2 separate regions of the Homo sapiens genome follow, and region 2 is linked to region 1. Evidence: read pairs that join two places in POLR2A ChIA-PET (ENCODE). Cell type or tissue: OCI-LY7. All regions are shown on one strand.

What was found. ChIA-PET counts read pairs that join two places held together with the same protein. Peaks named below come from ENCODE experiments on the same cell type or tissue, not always from the same donor. Only the 100,000 strongest peaks of a DNase experiment are listed, where the experiment ranks them.
Region 2: POLR2A ChIA-PET joins it to region 1 with 6 read pairs; 4 of 35 experiments call an interaction of 5 or more read pairs at or near these places.

What each region holds. Positions count from the first base shown.
Region 1 is chr7:104,957,191-104,965,190 of GRCh38, forward strand. LOC101927902 (a long non-coding RNA gene) reads left to right here. Exons shown (of 2, transcript NR_187679.1): 2 at 4,794-5,144. Among named protein-coding and RNA genes, the nearest start is that of LINC01004, 30 kb to the right of the region's middle. RefSeq lists an enhancer at 4,164-4,233. In OCI-LY7, no CTCF peak of the experiment used is centred here; DNase peaks (open chromatin) are centred at 4,041 and 6,881; H3K27ac peaks cover 529 bases.
Region 2 is chr7:105,068,105-105,076,104 of GRCh38, forward strand. It overlaps KMT2E (lysine methyltransferase 2E (inactive)), which reads left to right. Exons shown (of 27, transcript NM_182931.3): 7 at 5,515-5,573; 8 at 6,539-6,711; 9 at 7,939-7,977. Among named protein-coding and RNA genes, the nearest start is that of KMT2E, 58 kb to the left of the region's middle. In OCI-LY7, no CTCF peak of the experiment used is centred here; no DNase peak of the experiment used is centred here.

The DNA of each region.
Region 1 (8,000 bases):
ATATACACAGTTTCTATTTTGGTCCTTTTTAAAGCCTTCTTGTTATAGTTAGTGAGCAACAGTTAAGTCGAAAACCACAGTGAGGCCTTGGTTACAGCTTACCCTTGTTTTCAATCAACAAAAAATATGACTAATGTCACTGTGGCTCGACTCAACCACATATGTGGATTCAGGAGGCTTTGGACATGTGCTAGAGGCTGCTGGGGCTGACCAGCTGGAAGGACAGCAGTTAGCTGAACTTAGGCTCCAGGAATAAGATGTTGGTGAAGCCTGGGAAAATGTCTTCCGTGAGCTGGGGGTGGAAAGTTGTTGTGGAAGTAACCCTGAAGGAAAAAAGAGTTCTCTGGCTGGCTTGGCCCAGAGATACAGGCTGGAAATTAGTAAGAAGAGCAGATTTTGAGGCCAGCATTTCTCTAGCTAACTTCTAGCCCAGCGCCCCTTTTCCATCCTACTATTTCATACATGACCCCCAAGGGAAGCCATATCAGGTTCCTAGAGTTGGGAGAAGAGAGACTCAGGGGGAACCTGTACTGAAGTGACTGTGGCAGAGGCAGGGTGAGGCTGAAGAGCACCAGAACATGAGACATTTCCCCGCTGTCACTTAGTAACAAGGGCCCTGTGATGATTAATTTTATCTGTCAACTTGAGGGAGGCTGAGGCACAAGAATTGCTTGAGCCTGGGAGGTAGAAGTTGCAGTGAGCCAAGATCGTGCCACTGCACTCCAGCCTGGGCAACAAAGTGAGACTCCATCTCAAAAAATAAAATAAAAATACAATACAATACAATAAAATTGGCCGGGCACAGTGGCTTACACCTGTAATCCCAGTACTTTGGGAGGCCGAGGTGGGGGGATCACTTGAGGTCGGGAGTTCGAGAACAGCCTGGCCAACATGATGAAATCCCGTCTCTACTAAAAACACAAAAATTAGCCGGGCATAGCGGCACATGCCTGTAGTCCCAGCTACTCAGGGGGCTGAGGCAGGAGAATCGCTTGAACTCAGGAGGCGGGGGTTGCAGTGAGCCGAGATCATGCCACACTGCACTCCAGCCTGGGCGACAGAGTACAACTTTGGCAAAAATAAAATAAAATAAATAAAATTTTATCTGTCAATTTGGCTGGGCCACAATGCCCAGATACTTGGTCAAACATTATTCTGGCCCCATCCAATTGATTGAAGGCCTGAATAGAACAAAAGGCTGACACCCACCCACTCCCCAACCCACACCCGAAGAGGGACTTCTGCAGCAGGCTGCCTTTGGACTTTGTCTGCAACATCAGTTCTTCAGGGTTCACTGGCAGACTGCCTTTGAACTTGAGCTGCAATGCTTTCCTGAGGCTTCCCTGGTAAGATTTCAAACTTGCCAAGCCTTCACAATCACATCAGCCAATTCCTTAAGACAAATATTTTTATATGTATATACACACACATCCTTTTGGTTCTGTTTCTCTGGGAGCCCTGCTAATATAAGCAGTATTTCTTTCTCCAGGATTAGCCATTGGAACAGATTGTAAGTGCAGCTCTGACCTCACCAAAAGGAGACAGTAATCCAGGGACAGGAGCTTTCTGGGTAGGAGCTGAGGCTTTAGTGCAGTGACTTAGTAAAGACAGCCAATTAAAGAGTCCTGTGAGAAACGCTCACAACGCCTTCAACTAGATAAGGGGTACTGGGAACTCCCACTTCTAAGTATGCTCATGGCCGGTGTATCTTTGGAGAAATGTGGGTTTGCTGAAATTCCAGAGCACATATGAAAAAAAGCTCATCATCACTGGTCATTAGAGAAATGCAAATCAAAACCATAATGAGATACCATCTCAGGCCAGTTAGAATGGCAATCATTAAAAAGTCAGGAAACAACAGATGCTGGAGAGGATGTGGAGAAATAGGAACACTTTTACACTGTTGGGAGTGTAAATTAGTTCAACCATTGTGAAAGACCGTGTGGCGATTCCTCAAGGATCTAGAACCAGAAATACCATTTGACCCAGCAATCCCATTACTGGGTATATACCCAAAGGATTATAAATCATTCTACTATAAAGACACATGTGGCTGGGTGCGGTGGCTCACGCCTGTAATCCCAGCACTTTGGGAGGCCGAGGCTGGCAGATCACGAGGTCAAGAGTTTGAGACCAGCCTGAAACTATGAGGTTTCAACATAGTGAAACCTCATCTCTACTAAAAATACAAAAATTAGCTGGGCATAGTGGCATGAGCCTGTAATCCCAGTTACTTAGGAGGCTGGGGCAGGAGAATCGCTTGAACCTGAGAGGCGGAGGTTGCAGTGAGCTGAGATCACACCACTGCATTCCAGCCTGGGTGACAGGGCGAGACTCCATCTCAAAAAAAAGAAGACAAATGCACACGTATGTTTATTGCAGCACTATTTACAATAGTAAAGACTTGGAACCAACCCAAATCCCCATCAATGATAGATTGGGTAAAGAACATGTGGCACATATACAGAAAATCTGGCACATATACACCATGGAATACTATGCAGCCATAAAAAAGAATGAGTTCATGTCCTTTGCAGGGACATGGATGAAGCTAGAAACATCATTCTCAGCAAACTAACACAGGAACAGAAAACCTAATACTGCATATTATCACTCATGGGTGGGAGTTGAACAATGAGAACACATGGACACAGGGAGGAGAACATCATACACCAGGGCCTGTTGGGGGGTAGGGGGCAGGGGGAGGGATAGCATTAGGAGAAATACCTAATGCATGCGGGGCTTAAAACCTAGATGACGGGTTGATGGGTGCAGCAAACCACCATGGCACATGTATACCTATGTAACAAACCTGCACGTTCTGCACATGTATCCCAGAACTTAAAGTATAATAATAATAATAATAATAATCCAGAGCAATTCCCTCCTGCCCTGTCTGAGATTTGATGTAAAAAATGCGTCTTCCAGGCTGGGCACGGTGGCTCACGCCTGTAATTCCAGCACTTTGGGAGGCCGAGGCAGGCGGATCATGAGGTCAGGAGATTGAGACCATCCTGGCTAAGATGGTGAAACCCCGTCTCTACTAAAAATACAAAAAAATTAGCTGAGTGTGGTGGCAGGTGCCGGTAGTCCCAGCTACTCGGGAGGCCGAGGCAGGAGAATGGCGTGAACCCGGGAGGCAGAGCTTGCAGTGAGCCAAGATGGTGCCACTGTACTCCAGCCTGGGCGACAGAGCGAGACTCCATCTCAAAAAAACCAAAAATAAATAAATAAAATAATGAAAATTTAAAAATGCTTCTTCCGGCCAGGCGCGGTGGCTCACGCCTGTAATCCCAACACTTTCGGAGGCCGAGGCAGGCGGATCACCTGAGGTCAGGAGTTCAAGACCAACCTGGCCAACATGCCAAAACCCCATCTCTACTAAAAATACAAAAATTAGCAGGGCATGGTGGCGGGCGCCGGCAGTCCCAGCTACTTGGGAGGCTGAGGCAGGAGAATGGTGTGAACCTGGGAAGCAGAGCTTGCAGTGAGCCTAGATCATGCCACTGCACTCCAGCCTGGGTGACAGAACAAGACTCTGTCTCAAAAAAAAAGAAAGCTTCTTCTAGGGAGGTTTAGTCTCAGGCTGGCTCTCCAGGCCCAGAAGGGGTCATCTCAAATTTCTGCTCTTTGTGGACAGAGCTAATCAAATACTTTTTGGGTAGGGACAGCAGACATTGCCATATTCAGCTTCTTGAAGCTCCTTCAGACAGTGGAAGCTGGACCTTGAAGCTCCCCTAACAAATAATGTAGCAATTGTTGAGAGTCCTCATGGTCATGGGATAATGCTTGGCAGTCAACAGGGGCTCACATTCTGAAATAAGTAACGCCAACATGGTCATGCTTACTGAAAACTGTAAACTACTTTGAAGCATACAGAAATGTGTATTCTGAAATAAGAGACAGGCTGATAAAAGAGGAAAAGAAAAAGGGGTTTGCTTGGTTCTTAAGAGACAGGGATGGGAGTTCCCTGTAAGCAGAGTTGCACAAGAGATGGTATGGAGGCAGAAAAGAGGAAGCAGGGAGCAAGGCAAGGCCAAAGTCAACTGAAACAGGAAAACTAGCCAGAAAGCACATTGCTTGCTCTTTGAAGACATTTCCTTCAAGTTCTGCCTTGCCCCAAAACCTAACCCAGGCCAGGGTGGTGAGCGCTCTCACCTCTGAGCCTCTGACACATGGACTGCATGTACTGCTATTGCTCCTTGGCATATGGCCCAATTTTCTGAAATCATAAGCATTTCTGTGCAACCATCCTGTCACTCCAGTTAAATTTCAAGACAGATTTTTTTTTTGAATAGTATATCCTTAGTGGAAGAAATAGGAACCATTTTATTTTATTCATTTATTTTTTTTGAGACGGAGTCTTGCTCTGTCACCCAGGCTGTAGTGGAATGGCGCGATCTTGGCTCACTGTAACTTCTGCCTCCTGGGTTCAAGCCATTCTTCTGCCTCAGCCTCCTGAGTAGCTGGGATTACAGGCGCCCGCTACCACACCCAGCTAATTTTTTTTTGTATATTTAGTAGAGACGGGGTTTTGCCATATTGGCCAGTCTAGTCTCGAACTCCTAACTTCAGGTGATCCACCCACCTCAGCCTACCAAATTGCAGGGATTACAGGCGTCAGCCACCGCGCCCGGCTCCAGACTGGGTTTTTTAGCAAAGAAGGAATTAATACAGGGAAGTTGGTGCTCATGAAATAGTTGAAAGTACTGAAGGAATAAGCATGTAGGCTGGGGCCTTCTGGAATGTCTACCTGAATGCCACAGAACTGACCCTCATTTCCCTCCCTCCAGAAGCTACAACCTCAGCCCAGATTAGCAGGCTGAGGGGTCAGGAGGCTGTCACTGGAGCTGTTGAGCTCATGAACACGCCGAAGTTGCTGCGCTCCAGAAATGTGGAAGTTGGAATGAAGAGCCACCACTGCTGCCACCAACATGAAGCTTGACCAAGCAAGCCAAGAAAAGATGGCCAAGAGCCTCTGCCTTCCTTCTGCCTTCTGCAACGCAATGGTGAGCTGCACATCCACAACTTGAAGGGAGTCTGGGAAATGCAGAGTTAAACTTTCTAGCCTCTCTAAGCTTTCAACTGTTACAGAAAGGCAACCCAGGAGGAGACTGGAATAAATGCTGAGTGCCAATTTCCAACACAAGTAGTCATTATAATTGGGGTGAGTGTTATCTTGCCCTGGCTCAGGGGTAATCTTGTGTTGGTTCTGTTCATCCCCACCAAAATCAAGTGCAGGGCTTATTCTCCCTTCCCTAACCATCAGGTCACTAGGGGTCCAGGGCCTCACCTTCCTTCTCAAGAGTTAATGAGCATTCCAGGATGTTGTAAGGAAGGACTGTCCATATGGAATAGGGAGGACACAAACCCAACATTTTGCTCTGACTGTTAGCCAATAAACAATGTCCTGGTTGTTGCTTGCTGTCAGGCATAAGTCCTCACTAGACACCTACCAGAAGGCAACTAACCCAATGGTCTGGCATAGGCAAAGGGGCTTACTAAAATGTAGGCTGGCACTCACTTCTAGCCCTCTCCTCCTGTCCCCACCACCTCTCTGTCTTATCACTTCCCTTCTATCTCCCCTCCTCCCTCAGCCTAGAGAATATTTTTCTAACTTAGGTAAGGAGCTTTGCTGTTATTCCTGATGTTTTCTCCTAAATCTTTTACCAGTTTGTTCTCTCCAGTTCACTAAGGATCTAGACCAGTGGTTTTCAATCTGCAGCCTACATCTGAGTCACCTGGAGGGCCTGTTAAAACACAGAACGTGGAGCCCAACCCCCAGAGGTGCTGATTCAGTAGGTCTGGGGTAGGGCCCAAGAATTTCCCTTTCTAACGAGTATCCAGGTGATGCTGATGTGGTCTGGAGACCATACTTTGAGAACCACCGGCCCAGGCTTTTGAAACTGAAAAACTTTGCTTTCTGCTTGTAAGACCCATCTCTTAGATAGGAGCAAAGAATGGTTTGTCTGTTCAAATGGGGAGATGGAATAGAAGAAAAAAAATCTAGAAGAAAAAAATCAAAATCAATGTTTTAAAAATAGTATTCTAGCATTCAGTAGTAATAATATAACCCCTTTGCTATGCCTTTAATATCTGGAAGAGAGAAGCTTGAGTACTTGCAAAATCTTGCCCCTGGATGGTGCAAAATAATGTCTCATTTTCCTCTTGAGTCTTTTGTCTTTGCCAAATCTATCTTAGAGGACAAAAAGGAGCAAGTCCTTCCTCCCTGCTTTCCTCTGTCTCCTCTTCTCTTTCCTCATGATGCTTCGGTCTCTTCTGTTATCCCTTGGCTCACCCCTCAGTCTTGATTTTTCTCACTCTGTGTTCCTAGCTGTCAGTCACGTGGACCTAATCCAGTGTTCTCCCAAGTAGAGGGGCTTAAGCTACTACTTTCAGGCTGTGCTGAGTGATATACATACAATGCCTCATTGACAATCCTGAAGGATGGTATTTTGCTTCTCATTTCACAGATGAGGAAACAGATGCTCAGAGAGATCACACTGCTAGGAATTGGTGAATCCAGAATTTGAGTCCAGTTTGTTTAGCTCCCAGTCCCAGGTCCTTCCCACATGTTCATGATCTTGTGTCCTTTTGCATCCCCAGCCCACAGGACAAAAACCTTGTCATGCTTGGGGTCAGGTTCTGGCCCCAGCTGAGGGCTGAGGGGAGTGGGTGGACACAGGGCAGGGAGCTGGAAGAACACCTGAGAGACAGCATGTAAGTGAGACATGGCTTTATTCAGCAGCCCCTTTACAGGGTCAGTGTTACATTTATACACTACACAGACAATAGTGGCTGAGAGCCAGGTGGTGAGCTTCTCTATGTTATGTCTACATGGCTATGATTGTATAAGACACGAGACTGCACTTGCGCCCCAATACTGCTGAGTCATTTAGGCTGTTTACCTTGACCTATGCCTGCTGCTCTATGCCTGCTTGGCTGCAGCACAGCCATGTTCCTTACAGACCTTCAGATGGAGATTTGCAATGAGTGCACTAAAAGAGACTCCATGTCAGATGCCAATCTCTGGGCCAAATCTTTGTGGGATACTTTACTCATAGTAGGAACTGCAGGACCACTACTTCCACTGGAGCATTTGTGTGTGTGTGTGTGTGTTTGTGTGTGTGTGTGTGCGTGTGTGTGTTTTCATGTGTGGGACATTCTTTTTGAAAATGAACATGGTGGGAAATTATGGTCTCACCCTCAAAATCCAACCAAATTCTCAGCAAACCCCAGATTGTGTAGGTTGTAGGAAAGAAGCATGTTAGTTTTGGCAGAAATACTCTTAGTCTGGCAGTAAATTTCTTAAAACATAAAAATGCTTTTTAACATCCTGTTTTTGTCCTCCTTTTGTTGATTTTTGAGCATTTCTTCCCAAGCAAGGAATTATGTAGCAAGATTTGAAAATTACCAAACTTTATTTTGTTAGTTTTCTTTGGTTCCTTTTCTATGTTTCTGTATACGTTATCTGCTTTAAACTTTAAACTCAAGGATTAAAGTGACTCTAAAGCACTTCGGAGTGATCCAGGAACCACATGGGGCTGGATAGCAGTTTCCTAGAGCAAAATGACAAGCCCTGAAAAGCTTACTGTAGGCCATCGAGTTCATACATGGCCCCCTGTCAGTGGGTAGATAAGCTGTGAACCTAGGAATATGGATGCCTGTGATAACTGGTCCTCACTCTTCTTCCTAGACAAAGTTTCAGATCTCTGTGTCTTTCTGGGCATCTTCGAAAACTTCCATTCCCCATTTGCCATGTAAGCCAGACTCATGTAGAAGTTAGGATTTGTAGACCCTGGAGGTAAACAGCTTCCTCCAGAACCTTGTTCTGCCTCTTAGTAGCTGTGTAATCTTGGGCAAGTTACTTAACCTCTCTAGGGCTCAGTTTCCTTACCTGTAAAATGGAAATAAAGCACATTCTTCCAGGCCAGGCATGGTGGCTCATGCCTGTAATCCCAGTGCTTTGGGAGGCCGAGAAGGGCAGATCATGAGCTCAG
Region 2 (8,000 bases), 110 kb after region 1:
CCTGGTTACCATTACAGTGTGCATGTTTAGGGAACTCAGCTGTTTGTCCTGATGAGTTTTGCCAGTTGTATTCCCATGATTTCACAAGTTTCCCTGTTCTATTTCTGTAAGAAGGTGTTTATGTCTATAGGCTTGATCAGATTTAGGTTCAATTTCTTTTTTTTTTTAATAAGACTATTTTCATAGTTAGACTGTTTTGTCTTATCAGGTGGCACATGATTTCTGGTTGTCTTATGATGGAAGCCAGTGATAGTCCTTAGATCCACTAATTTATTAGGGGTTGCAAATTAGTGATATGTTAATTCTGTTGTTCATTACTTATCAGCTGGAATATTTTTATTGGAACAAACTTCTCTTTTTTTTTTTTAAGACAGGATCTCACATTGTCGAACAGGCTACGTGTGACCACAGCTCACTGCAGCCTCAGCCTCCTGGGTTCAGGTGATTCTCCCATCCTTCCACCTCAGCTTGCCAAGTAGCTGGGACTACAGGCATCGCCACCATGCCTGACTAGTTGTGGTTTTTTTTTTTTTTGTTTTTTTTTTTTTTTTGTAGGCACAGGGTTTCACCATGTTGTCCAGGCTGGTCTAGAACTCTTGGGCTCAAGCAATCTTCCCACCTCGGCCTCCCAAAGTGTTGGGATTACAGGCGAGAGCCACCTTGCCCGGCCATGTCTCTATGTTAACTATTCGGTTCTCTTAAGATATATTTCATTGAGGAAAGGCTGGATAAATGCTTGTTGAATCTTAGCCTTTATTTACTGGTTTTCAGAATAATGAAAAATTAAGTATCATTGTGACCTCATGGATTTAAACCATAGTGGATGTCAGTCTCTTGCAGTTATTACCCTTATTGATGCTTAAATTTCATTCCATTTCTGGTCAGTAGGAACCTCTTCAAGCTGGTTATCAAGTCCTTTAAACAACACCCTAGTGGTACTTCATGGCAAAGAAGATATCTGGTGTGACAAGATGTCTCAGGCTTATCCTGCACTTCTGTGCCCCAAATTCAGAGTTGGCTTTCAAGACCAGAATTGGAGAGCTAGTCATGCCCTTTCCTACTAGATTGGTCACTGTTCCTAGTCTTTTTAGTAGACAAAGCTAGGAAGTATGTTTCATCTGTTTCTTTAAGATAAAATACATGAGTTTATACCGATAATTGCAATTGAAATTTAGGAATACAAGTTTTTATGTAGCTGTTTCATGTTTATCTCCTTTTATTCTAGTTGTCAACAATACAGAGAATAATGTAATTAGAATATCTCACAATTGGTTAACTGTTTAATCCTACACAAGAATATAATAGTCTTGGAGTAACAACACCAGCAACACTAGCACCAACAATATGATTGTGTAAAACAGTTTAGAACTTTCCCCCCATAGGGCATAGTGTACGAGGGTTTTATGGTCAATATTGTGTTTTAAGTCTCTTGAAATAATTGTGTGTTTATAACACCAACTGGATACACACTTATGTTGTTTAGGTCATTAATTTTATTGATTTTTAAAAAATTAAATGTTCTGAGTTGTAGATTCACATGCAGTTGTGAAATAATGTAGAGTGAGCCTAGATATCTTTTACCTGTTTTGCCCCAGTGTTAACATCTTGCATAACTATTAATACAATATCACAACTAGGATATTGGCATTAACACAGTCACTCTATAGAACATTCCTGTCACTGCCAGGAGTCATGCTACCCTTTATAGTCATACCCACCTTCTACCCCTGAACTTGGCCAACTGTTATTCTGTAATCGATTTCTATAATTTTGTCATTTCAAGAATGTTCCATAAATGAAGTCATACATTTATGACTTCATTTGACCCAGTATGTGACCTTTTGGCATTGACTTTTTTATCCAGCGTGATTCCCTAGAGAGCCCTCCAATTTGTTGGATGTATCATGATTTTGTTTCTTATTGCTGATAGTATTTCATGGTATATATGTACCATAGTTTCTTTAACCTATTCACCCATTGAAGACCATTTGGGTTGTTTCTACTTTTTTGGCTATTACAAATAAAGTTTCTGTGAACATTTGTTTACAGGTTTTTGTGTGAACCTAAGTTGTTTTTCCCCCTCTCTGGGTTAAATGCCCAAGAGAACAGCAGCTTGATTATATGGTAGTTGCATGTTTAGATATTTATGATATTGTCAGACTATTTTCCGGAATGGCTATTCGATTTTATATTCCTACCAGAAATGTAGAAGTAATCAGTAATTTTTGTTTTTTAAGAATTGTTGGTTGGGCGCAGTGGCTCACAGCTATAATCCTAGCACTTTTGGAGGCTGAGGCGGGTGGATCACTTGAGGTCAGGAGTTTGAGACCAGCCTAGGCAACATGGCAAGGCACCATTGCTACCAAAAAAAATACAAAAATTAGCCGGGCATGGTGGCAGGTGCTTGTAATCCCAGCTACTCAGGAGGCTGAGGCATGAGAATTGCTTGAACCTGGGAGGCAGAGGTTGCAGTGAGCTGAGATCACACAGCTGCACTCCGCCTGTGTGAGAGAGCGGGACTGTGTCTCAAAAAAAAAAAAAAAAAAAAAAAAGCAAAGATTAGCTGGATAAGATGGTATGTGTCTGTGGTCCCAGCTCTTTGGGGGGCTGAGGCAGGAGGATTGCTTGAGCCCGGGAGGTTGAGGCTGCAGTGAGTTATGATTGTGCCACTGCACTCCAGCCTGGGCAACAGAGGGAGACCCTGTCTCAAAAACAGAATTGTTTTTTGTATTTTATTTACCTTTATAATTATATACTTTATAATTATGTAAGAAGTATTCTATCATTCTAAACTCAAATATAAAGCAAGTTAGACTTGAAGTCAAATATATAAAGGAAAGTATTCTGTCACTCTAAAGTCAAATATGTAAAGCAAGGTAGACAAATATATAAAGCAAGTTAAGTCTAACTCATCCCTGCTTGCTTATTATATGTAGATATGTATCTATATATTTGTATTTCCTTCCTTATTTAGGTAAGCAGTAGCATATTATAGAGTCTTCACATTTCTTTTCTCTTAAAAATATATGCTGAAGATCACAGTAGTATGTAGACATTGACTGATAGAGCTTCAATGTACTGTATCTTTTTTTGTACTCTATTCAACTAGTTGCCTTTGTATGGACACTAGAGTTGTTTTGGTTCTTTTGTTATTATAGATAGAAGTGAGATTGTTCAGTATAGTGATAAATGTATATATAAAATTTTGTTAGATTGTCAAATTTCCTTCCAGCAGGAGCTGTGCTGTTTTTTTGTTGTTGTTTTTTGTTTTTGTTTTTTTTGAAATGGAGTGTTGCTGTGTCACCAGGCTGCAGTGCAGTGGTACGATCTCGGCTCACTGCAACCTCCGCCTCCTGGGTTCAAGCCATTGTCATGCCTCAGCCTGCCGAGTAGCTGGACCACAGGCATGAGCCACCACACCCTGCTAATTTGTGTGTGTATGTGTGTGTGTATGTATGTATGTATGTATGTGTGTGTGTATATATATATATATATATATATATATTTTTTTTTTTTTTTTTTTTTTTTTTTTAAGTAGAGAACAGGGTTTCACCATCTTGGCCAGGATGGTCTCAATCTCCTGACCTCGTGATCTGCCTGCCTCGGCCTCCCAGAGTGCTGAGATTACAGGCGTGGGCCACCACGCCCGGCCTGCAGTTTTGAATTCCAAACAGTAATGGATAAGCATGCCCACTTTCCCAAGCCTCACAACAGAGTGTTTGACAGACTTGCATTTTTGCCAGTTTAATTAGGTGAGAAATGGTAATCTCAGCATAGTTATGGTGTGCATTTCTCTTACTTTGAGTGAGGTGTCTCTATGTGGTTTTGTTTCCCTTTGATAGTAGTCTTTTGCCAGATAATTTTTGATGGGGTAAATATCTGATGATGAATTCAGTAAAAGTTGGTTAAAAAGTTACCATTAGGAGGCCGGGCGCGGTGGCTCACACCTGTAATCCCAGCACTTTGGGGGAGGCCCAGGCGGGTGGATCATGAGGTCAGAAGATTGAGACCATCCTGGCTAACATGGTGAAACCCTGTCTCTACTAAAAATACAAAAACAAGAGTTAGCCAGGTGTGGTGGCGGGCGCCTGTCGTCCCAGCTACTTGGGAGGCTTAGGCGGCAGAATGGCATGAACCTGGGAGTTGGAGCTTGCAGTGAGCCAAGGTCGCACCACGGAACTCCAGCTTGGCAGCCTGGGCAACAGAGCGAGACTCCGTCTCAAAAAACAAAACAAAAAACAAAAAAACTTACCATTAGGAGGGCAGTTAGTTGAGAGAGATATGTTTATTATTCTGTGATAGCTAGGATAATTATCTGTGATGCTAGAATAAATATATTTCCTGGTAGACATTAAGGCAAGTCTGTAGAAATTCTAATAATCTAGAGCTCTTATTTTCCCACCTGAGAATAATATGTTATCTGACCTCTAAACTATATACAGTGAAAAAGTTGGGGGGGAATGTAAAAGAATTACTATGGATGATGTAGTTCATGGGTAGAGGTAGGGAGTGGGTAATGAAGTATTTCACTTAACTGTTAAATGCTCATGCCTATAATCCCAGCACTTTGGGAGGCCGAGGTGGGCAGATCACCTTAGGCCAGGAGTTTGAGACCAGCCTGACCAACATGGAGAAACCCCGTCTCTACTATAAATACAAAATTAGCCAGGTGTGGTAGCACATGCCCGGAACCCCAGCTACTTGGGAGGCTGAGGCAGGGAATCGCTTGAACCCAGGAGGCAGAGGTTGCAGTGAGCCAAGATTGCGCCATTGCACTCCAGCCTGGGCAATAAGAGCGAAACTCCATCTCAAAAAAAAAGCAGTATTTATTTCAAAAGTGAAAATAATTAAAGGCAATGGTAATAATGGAATAGATTCAATTCAGTGTCATACATTTGCTTTAAGAAATTTAATTTATGATTTTAATTACATGTTAACATTATGGGTTTTTTTTTTTCAGACTTTTTGCTTTAAATATTCTGTTTGAAAAAAATACTGGTTTCCTAAGTAAATTATTTTCTTGGCCATTCACTGTGGCTCACATCTGTGATCCCAGCTCTTTGGGAGGCAGGGGTGGGAGGATCACTTGATCCAGGAGTTCAAGACCAGCCTGGGTAACCCATCTCTACAAAAAATTAAAAAATTAGCCCGGCATGATGGTGCAGGCCTGTAGTCTCAGCTACTCAGGAGGCTGAGGCAGGAGGATCCCTTGAACCTGGAAGGTTGAGGCTGCAGCAAACTGTGATTGCATCACTGCACTCCAGCCTGGGTGATAGGGTGAGACCCTGTCTGGGGAAAAAAAAAAAAAAAAAAAATCAGAGTGAAATGGAGTCATCTATCTGGCATCTACTGCTACTATTAGATTGTATGTAAACTGTATTGCAAGGGATTTTGTATATATTTTATACTGTTGGTTTTTCACTGAGAACATTAAATAAATTAAAAAGTTTATCACATTTAAGACAGATCTGCTTCATGTATTTGATAAATAATTATGCTAATTTTTTAATGTAGGAATTTGGATAAAGAGAGGGCAGTGCTACTACAACGCCGGAAAAGGGAAAATATGTCAGGTAGGTAAAAAGGACCTACACTAAATTAAAATTCGTGTGATTGAGAGAATAAACGGTTCTCTCAACTTTTAGTTAAATGTAAATATTTTTAGTTAAATGTAAATACCTTGTTGATGAATGTTGATTGTACAGAGAGTATGCAATCTCTGGTATAGATTTCAAGTATTTTTTTTTTCACGTATTATAGAATAAATATGTACTTTGGGAAATAAAATGGAAATGAGAGGAAAATAAATAATTTAAATCAGCCATAATTTTCCTACACATAGCTAACCTGTTGGTTTAAAAAAGTAAAATATGTTTGTTCTTCAGAAAGATATGATCCATTAGTTTATCATGTAGAATAGTACATCTTTTATTTATAGGAACAGAATTTTCTAACTTCTGTGTAACATATGCCACAATTTTTATTTTATCTTAATCATGTTGATACCAGTACTCCTGGTTTTAAATAATCATAATTTATTCAACTATTCCTCTTTGATGGAGATTTGGATTGTTTTCATTATTTCTGCTTTGTTTTATTTTTGTTATTAAAAACAGTATCCTCAGCAAGACCCTCTTGCATAAGTCTTTTTGTACTTTTGCTGTTTTATCTTTGGCTAGATCTCTAATAATGAGATGGCTGGGTCAGAAGGTATGTACATATATAATTTTGCTAGATATGGCTGAATTGTCCTTTGTAGGGAATTTCAAATTTCCACTCGTAGTGTATGAGAGTGCTGTTTCCCACAGGCACACCACCAGAGTGTGTTATCAGGCTTTTGGATCCTTTCTAGTTTAATGTGTGAGAAATCATATTTGTGCTTTGCATGTAAATGTGTAAGTGAGGTGAGTGAACAAGTTAAAAAATGTGCTTATTTAGAAAGATGGAGACGACAATACTTTGTCATATGGAATGCTGTTTTATTTCATTGTTTAAAATAGAAGTATTAAATGTGCAATAATTTTTATTTTGTCTGAAGATGGTGATACCAGTGCAACTGAGAGTGGTGATGAGGTTCCTGTGGAATTATATACTGCATTTCAGCATACTCCAACATCAATTACTTTAACTGCTTCAAGAGTTTCCAAAGTTAATGATAAAAGAAGGAAAAAAAGCGGGGAGAAAGAACAACACATTTCAAAATGTAAAAAGGTACGTTTTTGCTTGTTTTTAGGTGAGTGGATAGGATAGCGGATAGGGAACTGAATTTTATAGGAGAGGCAGGAGAGTGAGAATAATCGATGATAGCTAAAAAGGATCTAGCAGAAGTTTTTTATTTTTAAACAATTAAACTTACTTGAACATTTTAACGTGTTTTAAAGATTGAAGCAGATTAGAGAAGAAACTTTGCAAACTGCTTTGAAATCATTTAATGAGATTAGTCACTATAATGCAGAAGCAAAAATAAAATAGAAAGCCTTCATAGTTTTCTGTACTACCAGGATTGTATTCCTTTCACTTGTCTGTCTGACATAATCCACTTAGCTTTTCTTCCCCATGTTTTACATAACGGTTCTTTGCCTCCTTTTTTTTTTTTTTTTAAACCTTGCTCTCTTGTAACGTATTGTCTACACACAAATTTATTTATTTGGATCTATATTGCTAGCTGTAGGTTTGTATTTGTTAGTCACTCTAAATGGAGTTCACACTTTTTAGGGGGTTGAGGGGGATAGGAATTAAGTCTTAAATACATCCTTCAGATCTGGCAGATGAGTGGGCTCTCGATACATGTTTATTGAGTAAATACAGCTCTGTTTACCACAGTGCATATTACTTAAGGCCCATTATGGGCTCAAATATTACTTGCTAGTTGCTTAGAGAATTAAAGTAATATCATTATTTTACTCCCTCCCAAAACATGTCTTATCACTTCAACAAAATTATATGTCTAACACCCTCCCAATTTTTATCAGAAATATTTTTCCACTGTTGTAATATTGAACACAGAGAATATTTGGAAATTTTTGTCTTTGTATTATATTATATACAGATTTTTATATTCTATATAGTCTATATACTTTTTTTTTTTTAAAGACAGGATCTTGCTATGTTGCCCAGGCTGGAGTGCAGTGGGTATTCATAGACTGGCATGGTGCACTATGGCCTCCAACTCCTGGGCTCCAGTTGATCCTCCTGCCTCAGTCTCCTGAGTAGCTGGGACGACAGGTGCCCGCCACCACTCTCAACCACATTCTGTTTTTATTAGAAAAGTATTTTAATAGATGCCTTTATTAAACATTCTCCTAGTGTCAGCTTTCTTGGTTACCAAATTTTTTGTTATGACACTTCAGTTAAAAGTTTCAATGAACCAATTAATTCTTAAATATTAATTATGTCCAGTTTTTTAGGAAACTAACTAGAATTCCATGTTTATTTTAGGCATTTCGTGAAGGATCTAGGAAGTCATCAAGAGTTAAGGTAAATACATTAATTTTAAGGTG